Regions from separate parts of the Homo sapiens genome. Here region 1 is linked to region 2. A link is an interaction called in ENCODE POLR2A ChIA-PET data of the cell type or tissue named here. Cell type or tissue: OCI-LY7. All regions are shown on one strand. Links, peaks and the distances in the headings refer to the core of each region. The heading gives the core; the rest is flanking DNA. Region 1 has its middle 36 kb from the start of PRPS1. Region 2 overlaps TSC22D3 (TSC22 domain family member 3).

The links. ChIA-PET counts read pairs that join two places held together with the same protein. Peaks named below come from ENCODE experiments on the same cell type or tissue, not always from the same donor. Only the 100,000 strongest peaks of a DNase experiment are listed, where the experiment ranks them.
Region 1: POLR2A ChIA-PET joins it to region 2 with 5 read pairs; 30 of 35 experiments call an interaction of 5 or more read pairs at or near these places.

What each region holds. Positions count from the first base shown.
Region 1 is chrX:107,656,859-107,672,006 of GRCh38, forward strand. No RefSeq gene overlaps it. Among named protein-coding and RNA genes, the nearest start is that of PRPS1, 36 kb to the left of the region's middle. In OCI-LY7, for the core only: no CTCF peak of the experiment used is centred there; no DNase peak of the experiment used is centred there.
Region 2 is chrX:107,714,162-107,729,309 of GRCh38, forward strand. It overlaps TSC22D3 (TSC22 domain family member 3), which reads right to left. Exons shown (of 3, transcript NM_198057.3): 2 at 1,738-1,789; 3 at 1-588. The coding sequence ends at 358. Among named protein-coding and RNA genes, the nearest start is that of TSC22D3, 54 kb to the right of the region's middle. RefSeq lists enhancers at 2,521-2,600, 7,419-7,578, 11,220-11,721. In OCI-LY7, for the core only: no CTCF peak of the experiment used is centred there; a DNase peak (open chromatin) is centred at 7,310; H3K4me3 peaks cover 1,142 bases; H3K27ac peaks cover 999 bases.

The DNA.
Region 1 (15,148 bases), core at 6,328-10,327, 56 kb before region 2:
ATCCCAGCTACTTGGGAGGCTAAGATGGAAGGATTGCTTGAGCCCAGGAGTTCAAATCTAGCCTGGGCAACACAATGAGACCATGTCTCCTTCTTTAAAAAAAGACTCTAAACTTTAGAGTCTAAAGGAAAAAAAAATGGGTCTTTTAACAATTATAGATATTTTACAACAGCATCACAGAAAATTTGGGAGATATGTGTAAGAAGCCTCACCCATAATCTGGTGATCTTCTTACTGCTAGGTGGTGGTCAAATCAACATTCCTCTATATCTTCTGACACCACCCCAGCAAGGAAGGGGAGGCTTGCCTTATTACAGCCTAGTAGGGGTGGAAGTCCAGCCTCTCCACGTGGTCTCCACAGACACCACTGGAGGCAGGATATTGTTACCATTCAGCGGGGAAGAAAGTCCCAGCTTCCTACTTGGACTTCTCTGACACCTACCCCAGCAGGGGCTGCAGGTGGGTGTCTCGTTACATGAAGTCCCTGCTCTCCACTCAGGCTTTGCTGGTGCGGGGCGGGACACAATTTTCCTTGTGGCGTGTAGCTACAATGGAGTGATCAGCATTTAAAACGTTCTTTCTAGGCTGCCCTTTTTCTGGTCCTTTGCTGAGAGAGAAGACTTTGTTTTGGTCTAAACCCATTGGCATTTCCATGTTGTCAGCTTCTTCAGCTCCAAGTCAGGGATATAGGAGGCAAAAAGCACACCCAAAAAAGAAAAAAAAGTGAAAACCCAAGGAACTCACCACAAGGAACTACTTTATCTTCCTAGAATGTTACATGCCTTTAAAAAAGCAGAAAGTGCACAATGCTTACATTTATAGCTAAGCTGGGTGCGGTGGCTCATGCCTATAATCCCAGCATTTTGGGAGGCTGAGGCGGGAGGATCGCTTGAGCCCAGGAGTTCAAGACCAGCTTGGACAACATAGTGAAACCCCATCTCTACAAAAAATCTTAAAAAATTAGCCAGGTGTGGTGACATGTGCCTATGGTCCCAGCTACTTAGGAGGCTGAGCTGGGAGGATTGCTTGAGCCCAGGAGGTTGAGGCTGCAGTGAGCTGAGATCATGATACTGCACTACAGCCTTGGTGACAGAGCAAGACCCTATCTCAAAAGAAAAAAAAATTATAGCTCAATGAATTTTCAGACACTGAACATACCTGTCATCCAGATAAAAAACCAGAAGTCCCCTCTTGTCCTCTTCCAGCCACTACTTTACTACACACAAGAGTAATCATTGCCTGGAGGCGTTTACCTGGCCTGCTTAGCAGTGGGCACTGACAGCTTGAGACCCACTCTGGCTCAAAGTTCTTTCCAGACTGTGTGTGTGCATATGGGTTCTTGCACATCTGTCTGACTTCCTCACCTAGGCACCTTAGGTTAGAAAGTTCTTCACAGACCTTGATTCAAATTTGAATTACATTAATTCCCAGAAGTGCAATGTAGTGGTTAAGAGTATGGGATTTGGAGTTGAACCTGATTTCAAATCCCAGCTCTATAACTTCTTGGCTGTATGATCTATAACAAGGTAATAACAGCACTGACCTCGGCATGATGTTGTGAGGTTTAGGAGAAACAACTCAGGCTGGGCATGGTGGCTCAGGCTTGTAATCCTAGCTCTTTGGGAGACCGAGGCAGGAGAATTGCTTGAGGCCAGGAGTTTGAGACCAGCTTGGGCAACATAGTAAGAGCCTGTCTCTACAAAATATATATTTTTAATTATCCAGGCAAGGTGGTGCACATGTTAGTTAGTCCCAGCTACTCAGGAGGCTAAGGTGGGAGGATTGCTTGAGCCTAGGAGCTCAAGGCCGCAGTGAGCCATGATCATGCCACTGCACTTCAGCCTGGGCAACGGAGTGAGACCCTGAGGAAGGAAGGAAGGAAGGAAGGAAGGGAAGGAAGGAAGGGAGAGAGGGAGGGAGGGAAAGGAAAGAGAAAGAAGGAAAGAGAAGGAAGAGAAAGGAAAGAGAGAAGGAAAGAGAAAGGAGAGAAGGAAGGAAAGAAGGAAGGAGAGAAGGAAAGAAGGAAAGAACGGAAGGAAGGAAGGAGAAAGGAAGGAGGGAGGGAGGGAAAAAAGGAGAAAGGAAGGAAGGAGAAAGAAAAGAAGGAAGTAGGAACAAAGAAAAGCAGAGAGAGAGAGATGAAGAGAGGGAGGAATTACGTGGTGAAGGATGAAGTGAACAGCGGTGCTTGGCATATAAGCCAGCCCTCAAACAAGGGTAAGTGTTACTATCCTTATTATTATTATTAAGGCTACTGTGAACACTAAATGATATAAATTATGTAAATTACCTGATAAGGTTCCTGGCACTCAGTAAGTGTTAGTTCCCTTCCTTCCTCCCTTCAGGGGAGGACTAGGGAGTAAGTACTTTTTGTAAGTTTGTTCTCCTGGGTTGAAGGGAGGGAAGGAAAAGCTCCAAGGAGGAGAGTGGCTGTACTGTGGGTGGTGTCCTTCTCAGTACTTCCTGGGAGTATGCGGTGTGACAGCTCCCACCACCTCTCTCTGCCTCCCTTTGTGCCCCTACTCAGGACTCCATCAGCAAAGGCCTGGATGGAGCAGAAAGCAATGATGATGGGAAAGCCAGCCCCTCTCTACGGGTTGAGGTTCACTTGGCCCCATAGTTTGAACACTATTCTACTTCCCTCTCAGTATGGTGGAGTAAGGGCCCTGGAGGGCTCTGGGCTAGCACAGGTGCACATCCTAGCTCGGCCTCTGTGAGCCCTTTCTTCCCTTTGGCAAATGCCACTGACTGCTATGCCCAGGCTGCCTCAGTGAAGTCCCGAGATGGCTCCCAGTACCCCAATTTGGGGGTTCCTGGGAGAGCTTGTCACCAAATGTCCAAATACAGTTTGACATAACCTTCATTTTCAAACTATGTCACATTTCTGTGAGGATACAGTATCTTGAAATTAAACAGATCTAGGGCATTACAGTTCCACAAAGTTTTGGGATCAGCTACTCTCATAATTGAATGTAATTTATGAACTCCTGATCCACCTTGTTCCTCTGCAGAGAAATTTGCTACAGCCTCTAGATTTATGAAATTGCCCTTCTCTCTGCAGACAGCAGAGGGCCTCATTAGCACAAACTCAATGTCACTGGCAAATATATGGGAAGGAAAGTTTGCCAAGGTTCTAGAAGCACAGCAAAACTTTGATTAACATAAATAGGCAAGAAAATTGGCCAGTCAGCTTAATTCCCTAAAAAAAACCCTGGATTTCCTGAGTTAATAGGGGTTGAGCAGAAGCTTCTTGCTGTTCCACCCTTTGTGGTCGAAAATTCATCCAAAATTCCCAAATCCTCTTTGCTCCCTCAGCTGGTAATAGGGATCCTGGATAGAGTTGCCAGATTTAGAAAATAAAAATACAGGCCAGACGCGGTGGCTCACGCCTGTAATCCCAACACTTTGGGAGGCTGAGGTGGGCGGATCAATTGAGGTCAGGAGTTTGAGACCAGCCTGGCCAACATGACGAAACCCCATCTCTATTAAAAATACAAAAATTAGCCAGGCATGGTGGCACATGCCTGTAATCCCAGCTACTCAGGAGGCTGAGCCGGGAGAATCACTTGAACTTGGGCAGCAGAAGTTGCAGTGAGCTGAGATCGCACGACTGCACTCCAGCCTGGGTGACAGAGCATGACTCCATCTCAAAAAAACAAAAATTAAAAAAAAGGCCGAGTGCAGTGGCTGACGCCTGTAATCCCAGCACTTTGGGAGGCTGAGGCAGGCAGATCACTTGAGGTCAGGAGTTCGAGACCAGCCTGGCCAACCAACATAGTGAAGCCCCGTCTCTACTAAGAATACAAAAATTAGCTGGGCATGGGCCTGGCGCGGTGGCTCACGCCTGTAATCCCAGCACTTTGGGAGGCCAAGGCGGGCAGATCACCTAACATCGGGAGTTTGAGACCAGCCTGACCAACGTGGAGAAACCCTGTCTCTACTAAAAATACAAAAAAGAAATTAGCCGGGCATGGTGGTGCATCCCTGTAATCCCAGCTACTTGGGAGGCTGAGGCAGGAGAATCGCTTGAACCTGGGAGGCAGAGGTTGCAGTGAGCCGAGATCACGCCATTGCACTCCAGCCTGGGCAACGAGCGAAACTCTGTCTCAAAAAAAAAAAATTAGCTGGGCATAGTGGCAGACACCTATAATCCCAGCTACTCAGGAGGCTGAGGCAGGAGAATCACTTGAACCTGGGAGGCAGAGGTTGCAGTGAGCTGAGATCACGCCACTGCACACCAGCCTGGGCAACAGAGTGAGACTCAGTCTCAAAAAAAAATTTTTTTTTTAAAGAAAATAAAAATATAGGATGTCAGATAACAGGTCTGGACATTATATATTGAACCATAAGACTCCGAAAGATGGAGAGAAGGCAGATCCAGTAGAGACCTCAGGACCTGAGGCAGTGAGTTCCCCGGGTTTTCTTTTTGCCTCACATATCCCAGACTGGGTTCTAGAGAGACTGGCTACCCAGAAACTCCAGTGGGTACACACAAAAAAAGCCCTAACAAAATCTGGCTCTCTCTAGGGAAAGGACCAGGCAAGAGGCAGCCTATCAAGACATAAAACCTTTAGACAATAACCAAACACCACAAAGCCAACTGGCCCCACCCCACCCATGTCAGCAAGGGCCAAGTGGGAAGCCAGGTTACAAGAAGGTATTTCCAATCTCCCACCAGGTTTCAGAAAAGGCCAGTACAGAGCTGGGATTTTCACTGCCACCAGATGGTCACAAAGCTATGCAACACTGGGGACATATACCAAAACGTTCTTTTTCTGAGATTCAAATTCACCTGTGCATCCTGGTTTTGATCGGGCTGCCCTGACTGTGGGTGAATCTTGATTTTCTGACTGAGGTCTGGCCACCATAAGATTGTCAGTCTGAACACCATTAGCCCAGACAAGGAGATGGGGGAAAAGTAAGTTGAAGAGGCTGAGCTGAGTGGGTAGTTCATGGGTAGTCCCTCCCATTGACAACTGCTTTCTTTAATTCCCCATAGCTGCTTGTTTTCTTCCTAATTGCTCATTTCTTTTAAATGCCAATTGCAGGAAGAAAACTAAACAGTGTAATTCATGTGTGTGCTCCAGGCAAACTGAGCTGATTGTCTACGAGGCACCTTATTGTGTGGATTAAATAAGATCATGTCAATGAAAGCCCCTTAGCATCCAGGAGTTGCTCAATAAATGTTACTTTCCTTCTTTCCTGAAACATCAAGGATAACTTTAGACATCCTCAGCCTGGCTGTGGCTCAGAGAGAAAATCCAGCTGACCTTCTGATCCCTGAATGCCATTATTATTTTAGTAACCAATGCTTTTATTGAAAAAATAAGCCATGGTTAACAAAAATCCAGGCAGTATAAAATTGTATACGATGAAAAGGAAGTCTCTCTCCTATCCCAGGGCACAGTCCTCCACTTCCTCTCCCTAGAGGCAACCACTGTTACCAATGTATTCTTCCAGAGGAGTTCCATGCATATGCATACCTATATATAACCCTCTCATTTCCCTCCAATGTGAACATACTAGACACACTGCTCTGTATCTTCACATGCTATTTTTAGCTCCTAATTGCCTGGCTGCGGTGGGATACAGGCAGTTGATCCTGAGGGTCCTTATGAAAAACAGCCCTTTGAAACTTGTTGCTACCGCTATTGAAAGGATGTTGTCAAGGATGTTGTTCATTGTATCCCACAGTATCGTCTCTGAGGACCCCCGGGAGGAATTCCTGTCTGATCTTAGTACTGAAAACACTTGCCCTTCTGAGCGATTCGTTTGTTTTTATCTCCTGGACATTGTGAATTGTATAACAACAAGGTTTCCCCTTCCCTGTTGGCTGCTAGAAAGCTTTAGTTAGAGCCAACTTTTTGGCCCACCCTTTGTGGGAGCAGAGGTTTTTATGGTATGTATCTGTAGCCTGATGCTTGGCCGTATTTTGTGTCCACCCTCCCCTGCTTTTCTATCTTTAATTTATGCTGCCTTGACATACCTTGTGTGCCCTGGCAAGCTACCTGAAATCACTTCTGAAAAAAGGCAAAGTTGGAGTAATTAAATAACTGCCTGGCTCAGCAGCTCACTACCTTCAGTCTCCACCCACCCTCTCTTAACCCCCATCGTATCCTCTCAGCGGCTTCCTGGTGCTCCCCGCTGGCCTGTCTGGCAACTACTCTCCCCTTCAACCTTTTGTCCTATCTGGCCCCTCATTGCTCTTGGGCCTTGCAGGTCCGCTACTGCTTGCAATGCCCCCACCCCCCACCCCCCGGCCCACATCCTCACCTCCATATGCATCATGTGTAGCCATCAGATGCTTGCTTTGATCATTCTAGGACTGAAAACTCAGGCCCTTGGCTACATATTAGGACTGTTCTCTGTCTTTCCAAGGTTCAGTAATGCATGCTGCTAGAGCAGAGCCATCATAAAAGAAGGCTACCTCTCTGGACCAACCTGGGCAAAACTCCAGGGGCCAGGCGTGATGGCTCACGCCTGTAATCCCTACACTTTGGGAGGCCAAGGCGGGTGGATCAACTTGAGGCCAAGAGTTGGAGACCAGCCTGGCCAACATGGTGAAACCCCATCTCTACTGAAAATACAAAAATTAGCCAGGCATGGTGGTGCACACCTGTAATCCCAACTACTCAGGAGGCTGAGGCAGGAGAATTGCTTGAACCTGGGAGGCAGAGTTTGCAGTGAGCTGAGATCACGCCACTGCACTCCAGCCTGGGTGAGAGTGAGACTCCGTCTCAAAAAAAAAAAACTCCTGTGGAGGCTGATGAGATGATGTATTGCATAGAGGAGATGAATTCTTTTGAAGGGAGCAGCATCCCAGGGCAGCTAACCTTGTTTCCAAGGTGAAGAGCTTAGAGTCTGAAGGGCCAGGAAGGCAGAGTGGTCGTGAAAAAAGCATGAAGGCCCTACAGAAAAATTAGGGCACGCAAGTTCTGTCTGTTCCCCCACCTGCCACTGAGTGGCTAGGCAACATCAAGCAAGTCCTGTCTGTTCCCTGGACCATGCTTTTTTTTTCTTTTTTGAGATGGAGTATAGCTCTGTCGCCCAGGCTGGAGTGCGATGGCACAATCTCAGCTCATTGCAACCTCCACCTCCCAGATTCAACCAGTTCTCCTCCCTCAGTCTCCCAAGTAGCTGGGATTACAGGCATGCGCCACCATGCCGGGCTAATTTTTGTATTTTTAGTAGAGACCGGGTTTCACCATGTTGCCCAGGCTGGTCTCGTACTCCTGGCCTCAAGTGATCCACTGGCCCCGGCCTCCCAAAGTGCTGAAATTACAGGCGTGACCCATCATGCCTGGCCTTTTTTTTTAAAAAACAAAACAAAACAAAACAAAAAAAACTAAAACTAAGAGGGTTGTCTCTATGTTGTCCAAGCTGCAGTGCAGTGGCTGTTCACAGTTGTGGTCATAGCACACTATAGCCTTAACCTCCTGGGCTCTAGCAATTCTCCCACCTCAGCCTCCAGAATATCTGGGACTACAGGTGTGAGCCATGGTGCCCCGCCTGCATTTCCTTTTGATGCCTCTGCAGCATTGTCCATTTCTCACTGCAGTTAGATCAAGTGACTCGTAATAAATGTCATTTTACTGTTTTCCTGATAGTCCTATCTGAGCTGAACGTGCTCAGCAGTTAATAGTGGCCTTTTTACATGGAGTTGCTATTTTTGGTTTTAAATATGTTTGATTCAGAAACCCTTGAAACAAAGTATAGAAACAATAACAGCTGATTCTAATGATTCATACTTACTGGGTCTATATGTACCAGTCCTGTTCAAAGCACTTATTTACTTATTTTGAGACCATTACAGTGCTGGGATTACAGGCGTGAGCCACCATGCCCGGCCTGTTCAAAGCACTTTAGATTGATTATCTCATTCTTCACAACATCCCAGTGAGGTTGGCACCATCATAATAAGCACTTTATGAAGTCACAACCCAGATTTAACAGATGTTCACTTTTTGTCATATTTACCCTAGATCTTTTTTTTTTTTTTTTTTTTTTGGAGACAGAGTCTCGCTGTGTCGCCCAGGCTGGAGTGCAATGGCGCGATCTCAGCTCACTGCAATCTCCGCCTCCCAGGTTCAAGCAATTCTCTGCCTCAGCCTCCCGGGTAGCTGGGATTACAGGCGCCCACCACCACGCGTGGCTAGTTTTTTGTTTTTGTTTTTTGTGTGTGTGTGTATTTTTAGTAGAGACGAGCTTTCATCATGTTGGCCAGGCTGGTCTTGACCTAGATCCTTTTTTAAAAAAAGAAGAAAGAAAACATTGCAAACACGATTAGCATTCTCCCCATCCATTCCCCTTTTACCCTCCCCATTGGCAACCATTATCCTCAAGTTGGTAGTTGGTGAGGGTCCTTCCTATGGTATGGTTTCATACCTTTACTACATAGTATATATCCATAAATATAATATTGATTTCTGAGATTTTTTTGGCATCCATTATTTCTGTTTTGTTTTTGTTTTTTGAGACAAGGTCTCACTCTGTCACTCAGGCTGGAGTGCAGTGATGTGATCTCAGCTCACTGCAACCTCCACCTCCTGGGTTCAAGCGATTCTTGTGCCTCAGCCTCCAGGGTAGCTGGGACTACAGGAGTGCACCACCACACCCAGCTAATTGTTGTATTTTTACTAAAGATAGTTTGGCTATGTTGACCAGGCTAGTCTCAAACCCCTGGCTTCAAATGATCCACCCGCTTTGGCCTCCCAAAGTGCTGGGGTTACAGGCGTGAGCCACCACTCCTGGCCCAATTTCTGAGGTTTTAAAAATTTTATACAAATGGTGTTATAATGCACATTTTTTTTTAAATACAGGGTCTGTCACCCAAGCTGGAGTACAATGGTGATGTTGGCAGCTTCGATCTCCTGGGCCCAAGTGATCCGCCCCCCTCAGCCTCCCAAGTAGCTGAGACTACAGGTGCATGCCACCATGCCCAGCTAATTTTTGTATTTTTTGTAGAGACAGGGTTTTGCCATGTTGCCTAAGCTGGTGTCCAGCTCCTGAGCTCAAGCAATCTGCCCACCTTGGCCTCCCAAAGTGCTGGGATTACAGGTGTGCAACCACTACACCTGGCCCTACATTTTCTTTTAAAACTTGAGTGATTAATTTTGTATCTTGATACAGTGATGACCTCATTCACACAATTGGATTCCAGATCATAAAGTGTCAATAATTAGGCCACATTCAGACTCATCTTCACCATAAAGCTCTTAATTCCCTCACAGCCTTGGGTCTCAAAAAGTCTTCCCACCTGCCTTTCATGGACCGGCTTTAAGTCTTTAGGATAGAATAAATCTAACTAGCTCCTATCAGGTCATCAGCCAGGAATTTCCTCAACTTTTAACTTGCTCCACCCAATTCTCTGTATTTTTTTTTTTTTTTTTTGAGATGAGGTCTCGCTCTGTCACCCAAGCTGAAGTGCAGTAGTATGATCACGGCTCACTGTTCATTGACCTCCCAGGCCCAAGCAATCCTCTCACCTCAGCCTCCCAAGTAGCTGGGACTACAGGCATGCACCACCACACCAGGCTAGATTTTTTATTTTTTATAGAGGTGGAGTTTCCCTATGTTTCCCAGGCTGGTCTGGAAGTCTTTGCCTCAAGCAGTCCTCCAGCCTTGGCCTCAAAAGTGCTGGGATTACAGGAATGAGCCACTGCACTTGGCTGTGTATCTTTATTCACCACCATAACTGTCTTCCTTCCAACTCATCAGATCCCAGAGCTTCAGTGATTACCTATTGAATGACTGACTTGCCAATCTGTATCTACAAAGGCCCTATTTTTCTCCTGTGCTTCAGGGCTGTATATCTATCTGCCTAACTGGACACTCTGTCTGGACGTCTTATAGGTATCTCAGATTCAACCTGCCTCAAACTGAACTTATTTCCACCCTCCTAAAACAAGACACAACTCTTAAAATAATTGTCTACACGCATGGCTTCAATGTTTTACTTCCCATTTACTTTTTTTTTTTTTTTTGCCTCCGCCTCTTGTGTAGCTGGACCCAGGCATGAGCCACCACACCTGGCTAATTTTTATTTTATTTTTTTTTGTAGAGACTAGGGGTCTCGCTATATTGCCCAGGTTGGTTTTGAACTCCTGGCCTCAAGTGATCCTCTCACCTTGGCCTCCCAAAGCACCAGGATTATAGACATGAGCCACCACACCTGGCCACTCTTCTTTTTTAATCTGTTCATTTTCAACCCATTCCAATCTAGCTTCCATCCCTATCACTTCACAAAAGCTGTTCTTGTCAAGGTCCCTGATTTCCTCCAGTTTACCAATCCCAATGGTCAATTGTCTATCACTATGCTTCTTAGCACCATTTGTTCCACTGATCACTCAGTCCTTCTTGAAACTCTTTTCTCACTGGGCTTTTGGAACTCCTTCACACTTTCCTGGATTTCCTACCTCACTGGCTGCTGTTCCTCACTCTCCTTTGCCAAGCCCTTCTAATCATTCAGCTCTCTAAACATTGCAATGTCCCAGGACTTAGTCCCCAGATTCCCTCTTCTTCTCTACCTGCACTCAGTCCTCAGGCAACCTCATTCAGTTTCATTGATGATGAATCCCGATTCCCAGCACCACTCCACACCTCTTCTCTCAACTCCAGACTCATACAGCCAACCACTTACATGACATTTCCACTTGGATGTCTCACTGATATCCCAAAAAAATCTAGCCAAAACTGAACTCAAGTTTTGCCCAAATCAGACTTCCCCACCTTAGGAAATGACACTCAACAAGTGGCCTTAAGCAGTAAACCTAGAAGTCATCCTTGACATCTTCTCCTTACCTCCTGCACCCCAATCCATCACTGCATCCTGCCAATTCTACTTCAACATAGGCTTATTCCCATCACTTCTCACCACTTCCATAGCTTTCACCCCAGTCTAAGCCACCTCATTTTCTTTCCTGGACTTCTCATTGGTTTCTGCCTTCAATCATGCCCTCTTATAATTCATTCTCCATATAACAGTCAGATACATATTTAAGTCAAATATATCAACTCCCCTACTCCAAATTCTTTAACATATGCCCATTGTCCACAATATAAATTTTTAAAACGTGTGTGGGTGGTGATTTTTTGAAACAATAGGACGTTTTAAAAAGTTTAAAAAGGCTGGGTTCAGGCCAGGCATGGTGGCTCATGCCTGTAATCCCAGCACTTTGGGAGGCTGAGGCGGGCAGATCACGAGGTCAGGAGATCAAGACCATCCTGGCTAACACAGTGAAACCCCGTCTCTACTAAAAACACAAAAAAATTGGCCGGGCGTCGTGGCAGGCACCTGTGTTCCCAGCTACTTGGGAGGCTGAGGCAAGAGAATGGCGTGAACCCAGGAGGTGGTGTTTGCAGTAAGCAGAGATCGCGCCACTGCACTCCAGCCTGGGCGACAGAGCGAGACTCCGTCTTGAAAAAAAATAAAAATAAATAAATAAATAAATAAATAAATAAATAAATAAAAAGGATGGGTTCAGTGGCTCATGCCTGTAATCCCAGCACTTTTGGAGGCTGAGGCAGGAGGGTTGCTTTGAGAGCAGCGTGGGAAACATAGGGAGATTCCACCTGTAAAAAATTTTTTTTAAAAAGTAGCCGGGCATGGTGGTACATGCCTATAGTCCCAGCTACTCATGAGGCTGAGGTGGGAGGATTGCTTGGGTTCAGGAGGTCAAGGCTGCAGTGAGCCGTGATGGTGCCACTGCACTCCAGCTTGGGTGACAGAGCGAGATCTTGTCTCAAAAAAAGTTTTTGTTTTTGTTTTTTTTTTAAAAAAAAACCCTTTTGACATAGGTAAAAGTGGAGCTATTCTATTAGGCTGGTGCAAAAGTAATTGTGGTTTTTTTGGAGTGGAGTGTTGATCCTACAGCCCCATCTGCCCACTGTCCTCCTCCCTCCTGCCTCCACTCTCACCACCAGCAGCTACTGGGGTAGTTCCACAGAGGCAGCTCTGTGGAACTTTAGTGCTCTGGGAAGCTCAGCTGGAAAATCTGCAGGATAAAGTCCAAACTGTCACACAACAAAGAAAACAATAAGAACAATAGAAAAAGACTTCCCCAGCCAGGCATGGTGGCTCATGCCTGTAACCCCAGCACTTAGGGAGGCCAAAGCAGGCAGATCACTTCAGGTCAGGAGTTCGAGACAAGCCTGGCCAACATGGCGAAACCCCATCTCTACTAAAAATACAAAAATTAGACGGGCGTGGTGGCACGTGCCTGTAATCCCAGCTACTCAGGAGGCTGAAGCAGGAGACTTGCTTGAACCTGGGAAGTGGAGGTTGCAGTGAACTGAGATTGCGCCACTGCACTCCAGCCTGGGCTACAGAGACTCTGCCTCCAAAAAAAAAAAAAAAAAGAAAGAAAGAAAGAAAGAAAGAAAAAGAAAAAAGAAAAAAGAAATAAAAAGAAAAAGACTTCCCCATGCTCTGGGTCCTGCCTCCCTGGCCTTCTTGCATCATGTTACCCCTGCCTTGCTCCTTATGCTTTAGCTACAGCCAATCCTTGGCATCTCCCTCAGCACCCTAGAAGTTTTGACCCTCAGCACACAAGCTTCCTGTTCCCTGGGGGCGTGCCCTATCCTCTCTGCCAGGTGTTGGTCTGACAAACTACTCTTTCAAGAGTCAAGACAAAAGTCAGCTCAGAACTGTCTCTGGGAAGTAGTATTCCCTGACTCCTCTTGGAAGAATTGGTGGCGTGGTGGTGGGAGGTGGCTGCTCCTCCTCCTTCCTCCTTCCTCCTCCCCCATCCCCCTTCCCCCTCCTCCTCCTCCTTTTTTTTTGAGATGGCGTTTCGCTCTTGTCACCCAGGCTGGAGTGCAATGGCGCGATCTCTGCTCACTGCAACCTCCACCTCCCGGGTTCAAGTGATTCTCCTGCCTCAGCCTCCTGAGTAGCTGGGATTAAAGGTGCCAGCCACCACACCCAGCTAATTTTTGTATTTTAGTACAGATGGGATTTCACCATGTTGCCCAGGCTGGTCATGAACTCCTGACCTCAGGTGATCCACCCACCTTGGCCTCCTAAAGTGCTGGGATTACAGGCGTGAGCCACTGCGCCTGGCCAGTGGGAGGCTTTTTCAAACTCAGAGTGCTCAGAGAATTGCATTATTTTGGCCTGGGTGCCTCGAGGACAGCTATCTTATTTTGTTTATCTCTGTATGCCACAGTGCTTGGTTTGTAACAGGTGCCCAATCAACGTTTGGAGAATGGCCCAGTAGACTGAAGTGATGAACTTGACCCTATTAATAGACCCTATTAATATGGTACTTTAACCAACAGGACAAACTAGATATGGCTATCTTTACTGATAAGAAAGAAATACACTGAGCCTGGCTTCTTCTTTCCCACCCTGAAAGATATAAACAATGTATCCCTTCTGAACTTAGCAAGTTCCTGAAGGGAAAGACAGGCTTCTCAAAGCCAGCTGGTGTTGGCAGCCTTCTTGAACCATATTTGGCCTGAGTGGGAGCACAACAGGACCTCCAGGTAATGAGCACACGATCACTACAATGTGTGGAGCTGCAGAGTGAAGAAAACAAACATTGTATTCTTTATATTGTTTACACTAACTTCATAAAAGCATTTCACACAGGTGGAGGGGCAATGACCCAAGAAGACTATCAACAGGGAGAAGGGGGGTAGTGGGGAGGGAAGTCTGCAAATTCATCAGCAATCCTCCCTGAAAAACATGCTGAGGTGGCTCCCACTATCTACCTCATGTTTTTTGTCAAAGAAGCAGCAAGGGAAAGAGGACTTAACAAATAACAGCTGCCATTTATTTAGGCTATTAATTTTTTGAGACAAGGTCTTGCTCTGTCACCCAGGCTAGAGTGCAGTGGCGCGATCTGGGCTCACTGCAGCCTCCGCCTCCTGGGTTCAAGTGATTCTCCTGCCTCAGCCACCCGAGTAGCTGGGATTACAGGTGCGCAGCACCACGCCCGGCTAATTTTTGTATTTTTAGTAGAGACAGGGTTTCACCATGTTGGCCAGGCTGGTCTTGAACTCCTGACCTCAAGTGATCCACCTGCCTCGGCCTCCCAAAGTGCTGGGATTACAGGAATGAGCCACTGTGCCTGTGTCTGGCTATTTAGCCGTTACTATGTACCAGGTACTGCATTGATGGCTTTGTGTATATCAGTTAATTCCTAATAACCACTTGAGATAAATATTATTATTATCCCCATTTTACAGATGGAGACACAGGCATGGCAAGGTCAAGTAGCTTGCCTGGTGTTAGACAAGGCAGCATTCAAACCCTTGCAGTCTGGCTCCAGAGCCCCTGCCCTTAACTGCTGTACCACACTGTCTCCCAGTTTTTTGTTTGTTTGTTTTTTGAGATGGAGTCTTGCTCTGTCATCCAGGCTGGAGTGCAGTGGCATGATCTTGGCTCACTGCAGCCTCTGCCTCCCACGTTCCAGTGATTCTCCTGCCTCAGCCTCCCAGGTAGCTGTGATTATAGGCACACGCCACCACGCCCAGCTAATTTTTGTATATTTAGTAGAGATGGAGTTTCACCATGTTGGCCAGGCTGGTCTCAAACTCCTGACTTCAGGTGATCAGCTCGCCTCGGCCTCCCAAAGTGCTAGGATTACAGGCGTGAGCCACAGCGCCCGGCCCTGTCTCCCACTTTTAAAAGTCCATTGCGGCTGTGGTCCTGGCTCTTGGGGAGCTGACAAGAGGGCAACCAGAGACTGACATGGTCTTCAAGGGGAGGGAATGTGACCATAAGTACACTGGGTAGAAAAATAGAACAGGAAGCCCAGAGAGGCTCACCAGTCACCAGTCACCACTCAGTTGGTGCTGGGACTCATTGGTGACGGGGTCGGGGGGTAGGGTGGGGTGAAAGAAGGTGCTTTTCCAAGAGGTGCTGTTGTGTGCACAGAGACAAAGCAGAGCTGGGGCAGAAAGCTGGGAAGGCAACTTTCTTCTGAGGGGGGCCAGACCACTAGGCTGCCTCGGGAATGGGCAAACGGCCCCAACAGCCACTCCTAGGTATATACCCCAAAGAATTGAAAGCAGAGGCTCGGACAGATACTTGTACACCAATGTGTTTACAGCAGCATTCTTCACAATAGTCCAAAGGTAGAAACAACCCTTAAGTGTCTATCAATGGATGAATGGATAAACAAAATGTGGTATATCCATACAG
Region 2 (15,148 bases), core at 5,401-9,400:
ACAGACCCCTTAAACTTTCTGGAGCAAACTGGTGTCACACCTCAAACTACCCTTCTCCTTTGCCAGTTGCAGCTAAGTTGCCCAGGCCCTGGGAGCCCCCAGGGCGCAGTAGCATTAGAGGCTCACTGGCTTGGTGTTACTAGGCCCCATGCAACTCAGCCTCCAGAGACCTGCTCTTGTCAGGGGTCTGTCGCTGGAGTGGACCCAGGTGGCCATGTCCTTAGGACATCTCTTGGCACCAGCTGTGCTAGGTGTAAAGTTCTCCTCGTGAGATGATGCTTGGGGAGCCAAAAACAAACTGGAAAGAACTAGGTAAAACAAGTTTAGTGGCTCTGCCCACCCTGAGGACAGAGCCACTTACACCGCAGAACCACCAGGGGCCTCGGGCACTTGTGGGGATTCGGGAGCTGGCTCTTCAGGGCTCAGACAGGACTGGAACTTCTCCAGCTGCTCTGGGCTTGCCAGGGTCTTCAACAGGGTGTTCTCACGCTCTAGCTGGGAGTTCTTCTCCACCAGCTCTCGGATCTGCTCCTTCAGGATCTCCACCTCCTCTCTCACAGCATACATCAGATGATTCTTCACCAGATCCTGCCAATGAGGGAATCATAACAAAGCCATTCCTTAGCCATCGTGGCCCCTCTGCAGCACCTTTGCTCTGTCATTGGTGTGCCTGTGCTGTCCTTAATGCCAGGGCCCTCCAGCCTTCCCTCAGTGAACTGGTCTGGCAAGTCCAATTCCTCGTTCACCTTTCTCTGAAGCACTTAAACCCTCATTCAGGAGAGCTACATGATTTGGCTTATGCTGGAGTTGAGAGCCCAGCTTTGAACTAGATAGGTTCTCCCCTGCAAGTTTCTAATGACTTTCAAAGCTGGCTGCTGAGGGGCCTTTGGGGTGACACTTCTGCTGTTTGCCAGTGGTTTGCTATGTCCCCCTTTTTACATAAGCCCCTACTGCTGCCGATCCAGATCTGGGGGAAGGGTAGACCTGCAATGCATCCCATACTGTTTGTCTGCTGTACAAATCTTAACCAAGAGAATAAAATTGGCTATTTTAGAGTCTCCTCCCCTCCATATGACCCAGCACATTGAATTGCAGCTGTCCTGCAGCCGGCCAGTTAGCACACAGGACATTGGCCTTGGGGAAAGGTACAGAACTGCCGCATCCTCTCTGAATTTGATGACTGCACTGGGGGCAGGGAAGGTGTCCTTAAGCTCCAGGGCACAATTAAGTGGCTCCCAACCGCTGAAGCCCTAACCCTCTGCAGCCATTGTGGCTGCTCCTTGGAGTATGACCTCTACCTGGTAAGGAGAGGGACAGGGGTGGGGTGCTTCGCTTCCTGTTTCCACCCAACTCCTGACCCCAGTCCAGGCTCTGCAGAGGCACTGCAGTGCTGTTGCATCCAATGAGCTCAGCCCCTTGCCAGCTGCACGATGCACACAAATGCAAGAGTCTGAGCTCCCTGCCCAACAACAGGCCCAGGAGAGAGTCAGAGCCTGCGGCAAAGACCTGAGATGGAGGAGGGAGGAAGAAAGGAGGGAGCCCAGGAAGGGAAGACTGGAAATGCCCTAAAAGGTGCCACTCTAATCAGACTCCACCTCCAGTGCGGATAGGAGGCAGGCTGTCGGCTTCCTCAGGGTTTTGGCTAAGGGCTTTTTCACCCATTCCCTCAATCCTGCCCAGAGTTACATAAGCAGCAGCTAAGTCAGGGGATGAGAATGACGCAGTGATGCCACTCACCATGGCCTGTTCGATCTTGTTGTCTATGGCCACCACGCTGGCTCCGGAGGCACTGCCAAGACAAAAAGCAAAGCGACCCATTACCCACTCGGTTCTACTCTTGAGTACATGGCAGTTGTGGCCAAAGTCCTCCATCTGCCTCGGCTCTTCCTCTCTCTCTCCTTCTCGCCTCCCTGGCCCAGAGTTCCGGACAGTTTGTCCCCAGATCCTTCCTTGGCCCCTGCAGGAAGCTGCATCTCCTCATCCAGGCCGGCTCAGCGCTGCTGCCGCCGCCCCGAGTTCCAACCGATCGGAGCTGCTTGCGAGTCCTGGGGCGCGCAGGCCACCGTGGCCTGCTCGGGCAATATGCAAACAATGGGGCTGTGCGACCCGGGGAGTCCCCCACAGCCGGCCTACAAGGTCCCAGGCAAACCTACCCGGCTCTGAAGCTAGCTAGGAATTCCTTCTCGGCTGGTAAGCTTCCGGCCTTCTCCCAAGCGGCGCACGGCGCTCGGCCAGCCCCCTGCCCAGCCCTGTCTGGTCCTGCCCGCCGCCCCTCTGCCTCCGGCTGCCTCTGCGGCTGCAGCAGCTGGTTTTCACGGCGCAGCGGCCGCAGGGACGCTTCGATGACGGATCCCAGAGCGGCGGTGACCCCCCCCTTCCTGCGTCCCCTCCCCCCCGCCCCTTCCCAGGATGCTGCACCGCGGGGAACAGGGACCGGCGGCACACAGCTCGCTCAGAGACCGGGCTCCTAGCCCAGCTCCGGCCGGCGCCCCGGCTCGGGAGGCGCCGGAGCTGGGGCCAGCGGTTACCTGTTGTCCAGCTTAACGGAAACCACATCCCCTCCAAGCAGAGAAGAGAAGAAGGAGATGGAGAAATTGTGCAGCTGGTAGACCGCCACCTCCATGGGGGTCTGATACATTTCGGTGTTCATGGCTCGGGCTGCTAGGAAGCTCTGGCCGGGTTTCGTGCGGGGCTGGGCGGCTGGGCGGCTGGGTGGCTGCTGGCAGGCTGCGCTGGGCTGGGCTCTGCGCTGGAGTCCGGCCCTGAGGCTAGGAGCGGGGCGAAGGCTGCAGAACGAACCCAAAGCCAAGCAGGCGCTCCAGCTGGAGTTGAAGGGAAGTGACTCGAGGGGTGTCACCTCGTATGTCACAAACTCCACGGCCGCCAGTCCAACCCAGACTCGGAGATATTTTGGCTCCTGCTTCTTTATATAGGAGGAGCCGGCTGCGTCACATGGCGTCAGGGGCCATGCAAATGAGTCCTGTACCGGGCTTTGTGGCCCAGTTAAACCACATCCCCTCCCTGAACCTTAGGCTGGGACTGTAAACAGTTCAGCACTTTCTTGTACCAACTGGCATCTCCAAAGAAGGCTCTGGAGATCGATAAAAACCAAACTGGAGCTGATTTCTAGAGAAATAAGAAATACAAATGCCCTAACAAGAGGCAGAGGGCATTCAGTAAAGAACAGCGCTAGTTTGAAAAGCTCTTCTTCAGGTGGCAGCCAGCATGCCCCCATGGCTTTGCATGCTCTCCCATGTCATACTCCCTGGACACGCGCCCTCACCATCACGGCCTCACCCTCTTCCCAGTCACTGCCCTCTCAGTCTCTCCCCTGCACACATACTTTGTCACCTGCACATTCACTCTCTAATCAACTCAGCTTTCCCCTCACCAGCCAGCTGGCCTGCCGACCTGCCCTGAACCCCAGCACTCATCCACTTGCCCCTTCCTCTGAATGTTCAGGTGTGGGAGTACTTGTCTGTGGACCGGCACATGTACAGATCTGTGACATGCATGTAATGCATGCACAGGTCCATGCTAATCTACAGATGCATATGTATGGAGGAGAGGGTGTCCGGGAGCTGAGGTGAGTGGGTGAACATGTATGGGAGAGCAGCTAGGTGGGTGACAGAGGAGGTGAGGAGGAGACAGGGTATTGGAGTGAGCACTGGAGTGACCACAAGATGCCAGCCCTTTTCTCTTTAGTCTCCACATTCTACTCTTTGAAGAAAATACATTCAACATTATCCAGGATCCCGTGTCTCTATTTTTTAAAAACACAACTTTGTTACTTTTCTTTAAAACAGCGAATGACAATAACACTCCAAACCAAAGGTATACATTTATATAAACGATCCCAGGAAAACACCTGCCCTGTGATGGGCCCAGCCATGCACAGCATTAGAGGTACTTCAGGAAAAACAGACTCCAAACCATAAACAAGATGAGGTGATTGTTCCATAATAAAAGTTACACGTTTCCATTAAAATATATCTTATTTATATTCAGCCTCAAGCTGAGGGAAAAAAAATAAAGGCACCAGAGACTTGAGGTCCTTTTCTTCTGCTCCTTCCTAAGTGAGGCCACCTGGTGGACAAAAGCAGAATTTCCACCAGAAGGAGCAAGAGGGGCAGGGACAGGTGATGCAACCGGGAATATTATTTACACCAACTCAGGACCAAAGGAGAACATTGGGTTCCACCACATATACAACAGTTTGGATGAAGTTAAGGCCAGTACCCATGAATCAGTGCTCCACAGGCTGTGGTCCAAAGAAAGATCCTAACGCAATCATGCTATTGGAAAAGTACTGGGGCCTCTTATCAGCAAAGAAGGTAATTATTGTTTGCTTCAGGACATTTATCTTAACCAGGTGCCTGGCACTAACACCCTGGCCAAGGCCCCAGCCAAATGCAGTCTGAAGGCCTTGATTTCCTCCCGGCTTCCAGGGCAGTTATGCCACTGAACAGCCAACATTTTTGGCTATGGTGTGGTGCTCTATTGGTGGATTCCAGTGGTGATAATATGTGTACAAGAGCCATTATATTGCAAAGTACTGACCAATAGAACTAAGTAAACCTGCTGCACTAGCCCGGGATGGTGTTTTTCTTCATCTCACTTTAGGTGGGAGACAATAATGATCTCAGGACATTCTGTTAACTTTAAGACACAACCTCTCTGAACACGGTGTTTGCACTAAGACATGTGTAGTAGACAGAACAAAGTGCAGGCTATACTTATGGGTCATCAAGAACATTCACTAAAAAAAAAAACCTCTTAAATCAGGAGCTTAACTGGTATCAGAATTCCCTGATATATTAATATTAATTTGCCCTCTGCACCACATAGAGTTTTCTTGGTTCAGAAAGTCTCCGAGCTGACCTTTCATTGGCTTGTTAATTTTTCCTCAACTATTGCTTTCCCCTCCCCCGAAGATTCCAAGGAAGATGATGAGAAGAAAAGGGGACAGAGAAATAAGCTGGGCTGGCAGGGGAAAAACACCACCAGGAAAACAGGGCACAGGACAGAAGTAAAAACAGCTCCTTCAAGAGGGACTCCCTTATGTGGAGACAGAGGCAGAGAAATCCAGGTGGTATGGGAAGGGAAGGCAAAAGGGTTAAGGTTCCCAGCAAAGCTGCATTTGAATTGATCATTAATTTGTCTACGGCCATACCACCCTGAACACACCTGATCTCGTCTGAGTTGTTCATTAGTTATACTTCAATTATAAAAGCAAATTGAGTCTGAGACTCACTGACAATAATAGTTACTATTAATAGAGCATCAGCTATGGGCAGACACTGTGCTGGCTGCACCACCAACCCCAAGGTTTAGGCACTGTCACTATCATTTTACAGATGAAGAAACCAAGGGTCTGAGAGGCTACCTTGCCCAAGGCGGCAAAGGTAATAAATTACAGAGCTAGAACTGCAGCCCAGGGTCTTCCTGACCCAGAGATCAAATCTGTTCCTACTGCACTGATCAGTGGGGCAGGGAATAGGTTTGTTGAATGGTTAGAGGCTTGAATGAGTGAGTTGAGGAAGTTGGTAGGGGGTTTGGAGGTGCCAGAGAGTGGTAAGGAAGAAGAAAGGGTGAGAAGCAGCAGCCCTACTATTAGAGAGGTCCAGAGACTGCCTTTGAGTTCTGCGAGCCTTGGCTTTTCTGACACGTGAGGCAGAGGAGAGCTGCAATGGGTGACTGGAACAATATCCAACTGTCCAAATGAGCTTTATGAGACGGCCATGCTCAACCACATCATTCCAAAAGGCAGCCAAGCAATCCTCAAAGAAAGCTATCTGTTTGGGAAATAGGAGACATTAATCTAACAGGGTGGCTTCCAGAATGGAACGTGTAGGAGAGTGTACAATATTCCAAATCAAGTATGGAGTCTTGGCAGCACAATCACAATGCAGTCAAACTTTGAGTTCCTGGAGCCCCACTCACCGGCAACTCTTAATTAACTCCTTTTTCCCCCTATTCCAGCTTTTAGGAAAATGAGGTCAATAAGAAAACAAGTTCGTATCAAAGATTTAGTTAAAAAAAAAAAAAAAGACTTGGAAAGGAGGTCCCAGGTTCAGCCCAGACTCAGACAAGCTCTCATCCTCTCTACATCTCTGGTTCTGCTGAGTGAGATGTGATCACCCTGAGACCTTATGATCCTCCATTAGGAAAGAATGAATGGATCCCAGGGTCCACTGGCTCCCTAAGGGAAGAATATGGACTTAAATGTCTCTGTAGAAAGATTTTCTGGCCAGGCGCAGCGGCTCACGCCTGTAATCTCAGCACTTCAGGAGGCTGCGGTGGGCAGATCACCTGAGGTCAGGAGTTCGAGACCAGCCTGGCCAACATGGTGAAACCCAGTTTCTATTAAAAATACAAAAAATTAGCCGGGCATGGTGGCGCATGCCTGTAATCCCAGCTACTCGGGAGGCTGAGGCAGAAGAATCACTTGAACCCGCGAGGCGGAGGTTGCAGTGAGCCGAGATCGTGGCATTGCACTCCAGCTTGGGCAACAAGAGCGAAACTCTGTCTAAAGAAAAAAAAGAAAAGAAAAGAAAAAAGATTTTCCAACAACAAGGGCAGGGGAGATAAGGGTGGGTAGGAAGGGTGGGGGTGGGGGAAGGAGGAGGAACCCAAAGAGTTTTCTGCTTAACCCTCAGCACACCAGAAAATTTCTCCACCCAGAATAGCTATGCCAAACCTTGCAGTGAGTGGAAGTTTGTGCTGTACCTATCCATGATCTGATCCAATATTGAGACTCTCAGGGTCCTTGTGTCCCGTGGAAGTGGGCCCCAAACAGGAAACAGTGGCCTAGGCATTCAATGGCCCAGCTACCCCAACATTCATAAATGTTGCCAAATTCTCTTTCTGACATCCCACAACTCACAATGTAGGCTGGACCCAGAGCCAACACGGCAACAGCACCTCACTGAGGAGCCAGGCCCTTTGCTGGCTCTCAGCTGTAGTCTTAAAGGGACATAGTAACAAAACAGACATGGCTGACCCTACCTTTCTCAGGGGCGACCTTCTAGATGGAGGGTGGCGTAATGAGGACAGGGCCAATTCCCTTCATTTCAGGAGGCTTTGGAAACCAGCATATTCCCTTTGAGCTGAAAGAAGTGCCTCAGCATTTCCCATTCATCTTTTCCCCTTCAAAAGCCAGACTGGACTCTCTAGGACAAGAGCCCTTCCTACGTCAGGTTCCCATGGGACAGTAGAACAGAGACTGGGCAAAGTCTGGGCAGCATAACCCCGGGCAGGATCTCAGAGCCCTGATGGCGTTGGACAGCAGATTCAGGGCGGGTGCGGTAGGTTGGGGGTGGTGATGAGGGGGAACATCTCACTTCCCTTTTTGTTACACTTGAAGCACTGTGTACCACACAGCCAGAAGGAAACTATTTATAGGTAAGTCTTCCTTATTTTCTACAGGGAATGTTCCACCCAAAGGTTCGGCAATGTTGCCAGCAAAACACAGGGTCCTGTGTCAGGAGAAGCGGAAAAAGACATGATGCGAGAGGTGCGGGAGAAGCCACAAAGCAAACACTGGGTTAGGAGCTGGAAAAGGAAATACAAAAAGGATATTGAGCACTAGAGCGTTAACACAGTGTTAATGGGATGGTTGAAAAACATCCCTCCCCACTTACTCCTCCACTACGGGCCCCCTCCATCTGAAGCACTGTCTAGTTCTAATTACTTACTTGTCCCTTTTTCTGAAGAGGCTGGAGGAATAAGGAGGCTGAAATGCCATGGTTTAATTTGTCCTTGCTTCTCGCTTATCTTCTCTCTTCCCTTCTGGTTCCACTCCAGTGTGGGAGACTATAGACAGGAAGGCCACTGCCACTTACATAGTTACTTTGGTTTCATGGAAAATCCCCAAAGTCCAGAAGGAGGGAAGCAAGAAGGAAAGACAGAGAAAGAGAAAGTGCCTTGTTCTCTGTGGATCATGTGAACTGCCCTGCATGGCCAGGGCCCAGAGCTCCGAATTTCAGGGGCAGGAAAATGGGGAGGAGAATGCAGATGCAGATGCAGAAGGCGATGATGAGTGGGAGGGAGCCCAAGGAGAATCTTGGTGGAGAGATGGACACTGTCTTGGAAAAGCAGCTCTAGCAATTGATTTGGGGCAAACTCTGGCACAGAATGATGGCAGGAGCAATGAATTGTGCCTTTCAGCTTCCTCCTGTCCAAGGTCCCATGTGAGCATCACAAACAATCTCTGAGTGACACAAGGGATGACGGGCGCAACCAAACCTTGTTTTAACAAGGCATTCTACCCCTCCTGCCCTCACTCAGAGAAGTAAAAAACTGCTCTTGTCAAATCACCTTCATCACCCTAACTTTGGTGGCTCACCATGCTGGGGGGTGGTTTGTTCTGCCATGTCAGCAGGACTGGAAGTATTTATTGGCGACTTATCCAGGAATGCAGTTTAGCTCAGTGGATCTTAAATTTCATGAACCTTGTGTCAATATTTATGCTTGTCTCCCTTCCCCTTATGCCTTCCAGCTGGGAAAATTTACCTCCATAATTTTTCCAAGCCCTCCTCTTATTTTCCACCCTCCCTATTGTCCATCTACAAGCAGGAAATAGATATACCTGAAAAAGGCGGTTGGTAAAACTAACCTTGGTAAATGGAGTCACTGTCCTCCTTTCCCCTGCCCATGCTAGTTGCCATTATCATTTAATTCAATTCAAATCAGTTCAATTCAAAGTTGTATGCTTATTCAAAGCACAAGGCACATTTCAAGGAAATTAAAAAAAGTAAATTGGCAGTACAAATCCAAAATTGTGCTTCCTTCCAGAATATTCTAGGTCTGTGGCCAATTCAGAAGTCTCCCTACTGGTTAGACCTTAGTGAAATGTTTGCTTCAGGAAAAAGCCTCGGGCTTGGGGGTGCTTGGGTTGGGGGGTGGCCTGGGGTTGGGAAGGACCATGCCACTACCATCTGGGGCATCATTTCATGGGGCAGAATGAGGCATGCTTTTCTTCTCCCCACCCTGCCCCTCAACTGGTGCCCACCTAGATAGGATAATGCAGCAGCACGAAACTTAGGGTTTCTGTGGGATCTACCACTCCTTTAACATTGTGGCTGATAGTGCCAGGAAAGGTCTCTCACCCTGATTCCCTTCCTTAACTGCAGGGCTTTGTAAAGCAAGGGAACAAGGCACAGGTATTTGCTTTCTGAGTTGCTAGTCCCTTTCTTCCAAGAAGGTGGTCTTTGTTTAGCATGGGCTCACCTCTCCGTGCCAACTTCTCGATCTTTGTCCTTTAGCCAGCTCCTCTCAGCCTTATACTTATCCCACCTCTTTCAGAGGCAGGTGCTAAGGTTCCTTGCCCTCTCCTACAGACCAACAAGCATCTTCAGGTAGGCAAACAGGCTCCCTCGTCACAGCCCACCCTTTGGCAATCCCAGTGTCCTGCAGCCTTCCCAGGGGCTGAGAAAGAAAGCAGCAAGACTATGCCACTCTCCACATTTATGTGTCTGCACCAGCCCTCCACCAGTCTATCCAGGCCAGCGGGACACTGGCAAGGCCTCTCTCCATCCACTCTGCTCTGTGGAACAGTTCCAAGAGCCGAAATTCCAAGCCATTTTCTCTGGCAGTTGCCAGGGTTACTTTGAGTAGCATGTGAAGGACTTGGGGGCTATTGGCAATGCTTGGAAGACAGCAACCAGGAGGATCTTGTTGGGGATGGGGGTGCAGCAGACGAGGGGCTTGTGAAGAGGGCAGGAGCACCTGCCTCCATTGTGGGCCTCGCTATAGAATGGGTGATCTTTGAAGTGGCAGAGGTTCTCTAGGGAACAAAAGGATGGTTAATAATGCTGGGCTCTTTAGTTCCTTGGCTGTGATGGGTAAGCACTGTGAGCCTCCTAGGGCCCTCGCTTACCTCACAGCAGAGCTATTCACCATGAGCTCATTTGAGGTAGCTCCTTGATTCTCAGTTGTGGGACTCTATCACATGTGAAGAGGGGCTCTGCAGATTGCAAAGGGCCTCTGGCTCTCCAGTCATCACCAACCGCTGCCTCCCACCTTCCAGGATGGATAGAAGGCAGCCTAGCTGGGGTGGGGGCAGTGGCAGGAGGAGGCAGGGGGCACACTATTGCCAGAACAGAAAGAAAAGGAGAAACAGGGCCAGCTTCTCCCTGGGGAGGGCCCCCCAACCATGGGAACAGCACCAGGGATCTCAAAGGAGTGTTGGAAGGGCTTAAGGAAGGTCTCCTGGCCTGGTTTGAGAATCACTGACAAGGAATACACACAACTTCTCGGAAGAAAGAGTAGCATGGAAGCACGTGCATTTGTGCAAACACCCTCTCCAGCCTTTCACACAGTCTAATAATTCACAGATAGCCAGGCAGAGTGGGGCATCCGCCCCCCTTCCCCTATGTTGTCACCTTCCCCATGACCCCAAAGGGACAGTAAGGCCACAAGACATAGCAAGATAGCAATGCAGGACACTCTAGCCCATGCCAGAATGTCAAAAGTCATGGCCTCTGCGCTCTCTGACATCCAGAGCTAGCTGTGTGCTGTGCAAGGGTGACAGGTGACAGGGTCTTAGGGGAAGCTTGAGGTGGTATTCAGATGGACACGGGGGAACCAATTTGAAGCCTCATACTGCATACTGGGAACGGGAAGTCCTGGCACTGCCAGAAGCACAGTTTTCAAAGATATCAATCATGCATTATAATGGGCTCTTTTAAATGAAGGAGAAATAAAAACAAGTACCATTTGTGCACAATCAATCATATGGACGCCTAAGAAATGATTCCCACAGGCTCCTCTTGAGGACAGTTCTAACTAGAGCCAGTCCTGGCATAGAGGCCCTCTGTGACTTGAGAAGTGTGATCTGAAGGGTGGTGAGAAAAAAAAAATCCCTCTCAGTCAGAGCTGTTTTCCAGACCACTACTGTGGTCCTTACAAATGCCACCATGAGAATCATGCCTTTGGATTCCAATGATCTCTCCTGGAGTTCTTCATTTATACTTTGAGGAATGAGAACGCCTTCTTTTCCAATGCAAAAAGCCCTGGGAAGGTGCCATATTCAACACTATCAGTTCAAATACTTCAGTATGAACTAAATTATAGTATTACTTTCAACAGAGTAGTCAGTGGCCAATCAGTGTCAGCAGACAATTGGACACACAGCAGGTAAACCTTGATGGTGGGCTGCAGTGGGCCTAAGGGAGATTGTGGAAAATGCAGGCGTCCTGGGCTGCAGCCCTAGCATGTCTAGTGGAATAGGCGTGGGGCGGGAGAAGGGTATTTCTCAGGTGTTTTGGACGCAGCTCTTTTGACACCAGTCCATGGAATTGCTTTTAGGAACTGCTGGCCTAAAGGTAAGAGCCAAGAAAGGGTCTATCTGAAGAGCCCCTATGGTGCCAGGGGCACTGAGACCCATTTCGTGTGACACATTCGGACGAGGCTTGGCATATTCTAGGCCTGCTGTCTGTTCTGCCCTTTCTTTCCCTCTCACTCCTGAAGGTTTGACCAGAATGTGAGTGAGATCTACTATGAGAGAGATGATCCTGAACATGCTGTGATTTATATTCAAATCTTTGGCAATTTTTGCCTCTCTGTTAAGAGGAACGGATGCCTTTTAAGATACTTCACAGCGGTCAGTGGAAACTCTCAGCCTGGCAGGTCAGGGACATGCGGCGGGGGAGGGGTGGGCATCGTTGTGGGAAAGAGAGAACCCAGCATAGAGAAGGGGAAGGGACTGGTTTTTCTCTAACAGCACAGTTTGGTCAATGAACCGGCCCAACCTCCCTTCTACAGGAACCAGCTCTTCTCCAGCCTTGTGGCTGTCACTGCCCGGTCAAACCTGGGTCAATTCCCAGGTGAGCTGAAGGGGTGTGACTCATTCCCCCCTCAAAAACCTGCTGGGGCTGACTATAAAGACTTGCCAGGATCTCTGCAAACATGCCTGTCCCCACCCTGATCCAAGCCTGGAACTCACCCCTGCCTACCATCCTCACCCCATTCCATTGCTTGTGAGCCCCTCCCTGGCAACAAGGCCATCTCCCCTGCTCGCTGACTCCCCTCTCCAAGGGGGAGTAGGAGGGGAATTTACTGTTGTCTGTGGTATGCATCCAGACTGTCTTTTGGCCTTATTTTATTTTATTTTATTTTTATGTTTAATTTACATTGTTTGCTAGGTTTGGGCTTAAATAAACAAAAGCTATGCTTCTCCCCAAGGCCTAGACTTCCTGGTTGCCTGCCAGCAACAGAGTGACCCTTTTAACCTCTTCTCTTGCTCCTTGAGACATTCAGTGTTGGGGGTGGGGTTGAAATAAAAAGATATTTAGGGTCAAAAACCTGGAAATTCTTAGTGCCAGCCTAAAATAACATCCCCGGCCCTTGCCGGCATTATGAATGTTAAGCACTGAAGCCACCTTACCAAGGACAGGGTTCTTTTAAAGCCCACAGCAAGATTGCAAAAATAAAGCACATAAATGGAAAATTCTAAGTATTGGCATTGATTTCTTTTCTTTCTTTCATCTTCTTTTTTTTAATCTACTCTACAGATGTCTTCGTACCACCAAGCAAAGACAGAAGTGCCCAGGTCTCTGTGGGTGGGGCCTCTGTGGCACGAGCAACCTTAAAGACCTATAGACACCAGAGCATGGTGGGCCTGACCAAGAAGGCTTCCTGCCAAAGCTCATACACCTTAAAAAATAAAAGGAACACTAGCCCCTATGTCCTAGGGATAGAGCTCTAACAGCAAACTAACGAATCCTGGTCAACAGTTCTGACATCCTGTTATTTGCTAAAACTAATAATACCATGGAGTTTGTTGACAGAGTTGCAGAAGAGCTAAAGTAAATATGGAAACCGAGGAACAGCCAAGTATAGACAGTTACTAGCTCAGCAGTTGAGGGGACGAGAGTTTCACAGATACTCCTTGGACATCTTGGGGCACCGGGGACTCAGCACGATTGGGAGATAACCCAGAAGGCATTTGTCATGTCACAGGGTGATTTATCTCCAACAATAGGCTGCTGCAATGATGGGTTTGGCCTACAGAGCTGATACTGAGCTCTCAGACAGACAGCAATGATATGAAAAATTGAGAGGGACTCCCTTGATGCATTTGTGAAGGGAGTTATGCCCCAAGAAACATCACTTTAGTTCCCATTTTAAACGAACGTGTTCAAGTGGGAAGAAAATATGTCAGAAGGCCAGAGTTCTTTTCCACCTTGGCCACTAGCCAGCTGGCGACTTCATGGAAGACCTCTAAACTCTCTATGCTGCTAGATCCGCATCCCTGAAATGGGAGTAATGCCACACAAGGTATGTATGTTTTATGGATACCCTAATGTCTGGAAACATAAACAAATCATTTTATTTATTTTTTTTTTTTACAGATTAAAGATGTCTTTGATGACTTTATAAATATTTACCTATGGACTTTATGGACACCCTGTAGGTAGCATAGCTGAGCTCTTTGGAGAGCGAAAAAAAGGGCTACGTGAATGTGATAAACTCTATGATAAATAGAAATTCTGGTTCCCAAACACCGCTGGCAAAATGGCTCCCCAAGTGAACAGCCCTTTTCACACTGTTTCAAATTCGTCTTTCTAACCTTCTGTCCAGTTTCAATGTTTGTTCTCATGGTTTCACATATACTGCTATGGGGAGGGGGTAGTTTGAGAAGTTGTTGTTAAAATGGAGTCTATATTTAAATTATTCTCCTGAAGGTCCTAGCAATGTTTCCCTGTATGTAGAACTTCTAATTTGCACAACGTTTTGACCCGAAGAACCACTTTGATAGTACAAACAATCAGTAATCAGTAAGACCTCTATTCTTTCTAGCACGACTGAAGGCACAGTCAGACAGGACCACGACTGAAAATGGGCCGTGCAAGGTCTCAAGTGAGCACTGATTGGCTTTCTAGACTAGAATATAAACCTTGTGAGGGCAGGGGCTTATCTTATTTACTACTGTACACCTAAGGCTTGGACCGGTGCCTGGCACACAGTACAAATGCAGTAAATACATGCTTAGTAAGAAAAAAAAAAAAGGTTATGTATGTGTTAGGACTTTGCTAATGGCCTCGTGGAGAACTATAGGCACATTCATGAATTAGTCTTCTGTTAGTTAACACTTTAATTTGGGGACAATCATTGTCTGAGAGAAACTGTGCAGTTACAAACACAAAAGACCTGTGAAAATCAAACATACTTGGGAAACCCAAACATAGTTTAATTGAGTAAGTGGCCGCTAATGACCTGGAAGCAAGGCTCAACCACTTAAACAAAAGGGATAATTCACCCATGTGTGTGCTCCTGGTTCTCCACTAATGCTAGGACTTTGGTCAGTTTCCATCTTTAGCTAAAGGCGCTGGGTCAGTTGGGAATAGGTCACCCACAGTGAGCAGTAGAGGGTGATAAAGCCCAGGAGCAGGGTGGCCAAGTCTCAGCTGGCACCAATATCAAAGAGGGATTTAGGGCTAGCAGGCCTGACGCTCTGAGTGAGTGGCAGCCATACAGCTGGAATGATGGGAGTGGGGGGAGGACAAAAACCATCTGGACTAAAAATACTCACTAAGATAAAGGAAATTCTCACCATTAATGTCACCCTTGGGTTTGAAGTCTTGAGGTGCCCTGTTAAAATGGAAAATCTTTCTCAGAAGGGGAATTGTTTAGTTTTTCTCAGGGAAGGGATGTGATGACCTGCCTCAGCTTGGTCAGAATAGTGGGAGGGGCTTCTGGGAGAAGCAACCCAGGCTGGCTAAGTATAGACTGGTGGGGTGCTGCCTAGGGTGGGGCCTCACAATGGGTCCTGGTTATCTGGTGGCCTTGGGATTTCAGGGGACAGGCAAATGTGGCCAAATATTGAAGACTCGCTGGCAAGAAACCAAACTGCCTCTGAGTGGGCAGCTTTAAGAGGAGTAGAGTTTAGGGCAAAGGAGATTGTTTTCTCCTTCTGTTCTTGGTAAATGAAAGCAAGCTGTTATGAAGATGTCGTGAGGAGCAGCAAGGCTGCCTTGGGCATATTGGGGATGTTAATCTTCAGTGCTCCCTGCCTGGGAGACCCCGTTTGCTTGCTCATCAAAACATCCTCCCTGGGTGCATCCTCCCCCAGCTCTACTGCCTCATTTATACGGTGGCATAGCTGAGAAATTAACCCCCAGAAGAGTCTGTGGCTGCTGGGGTT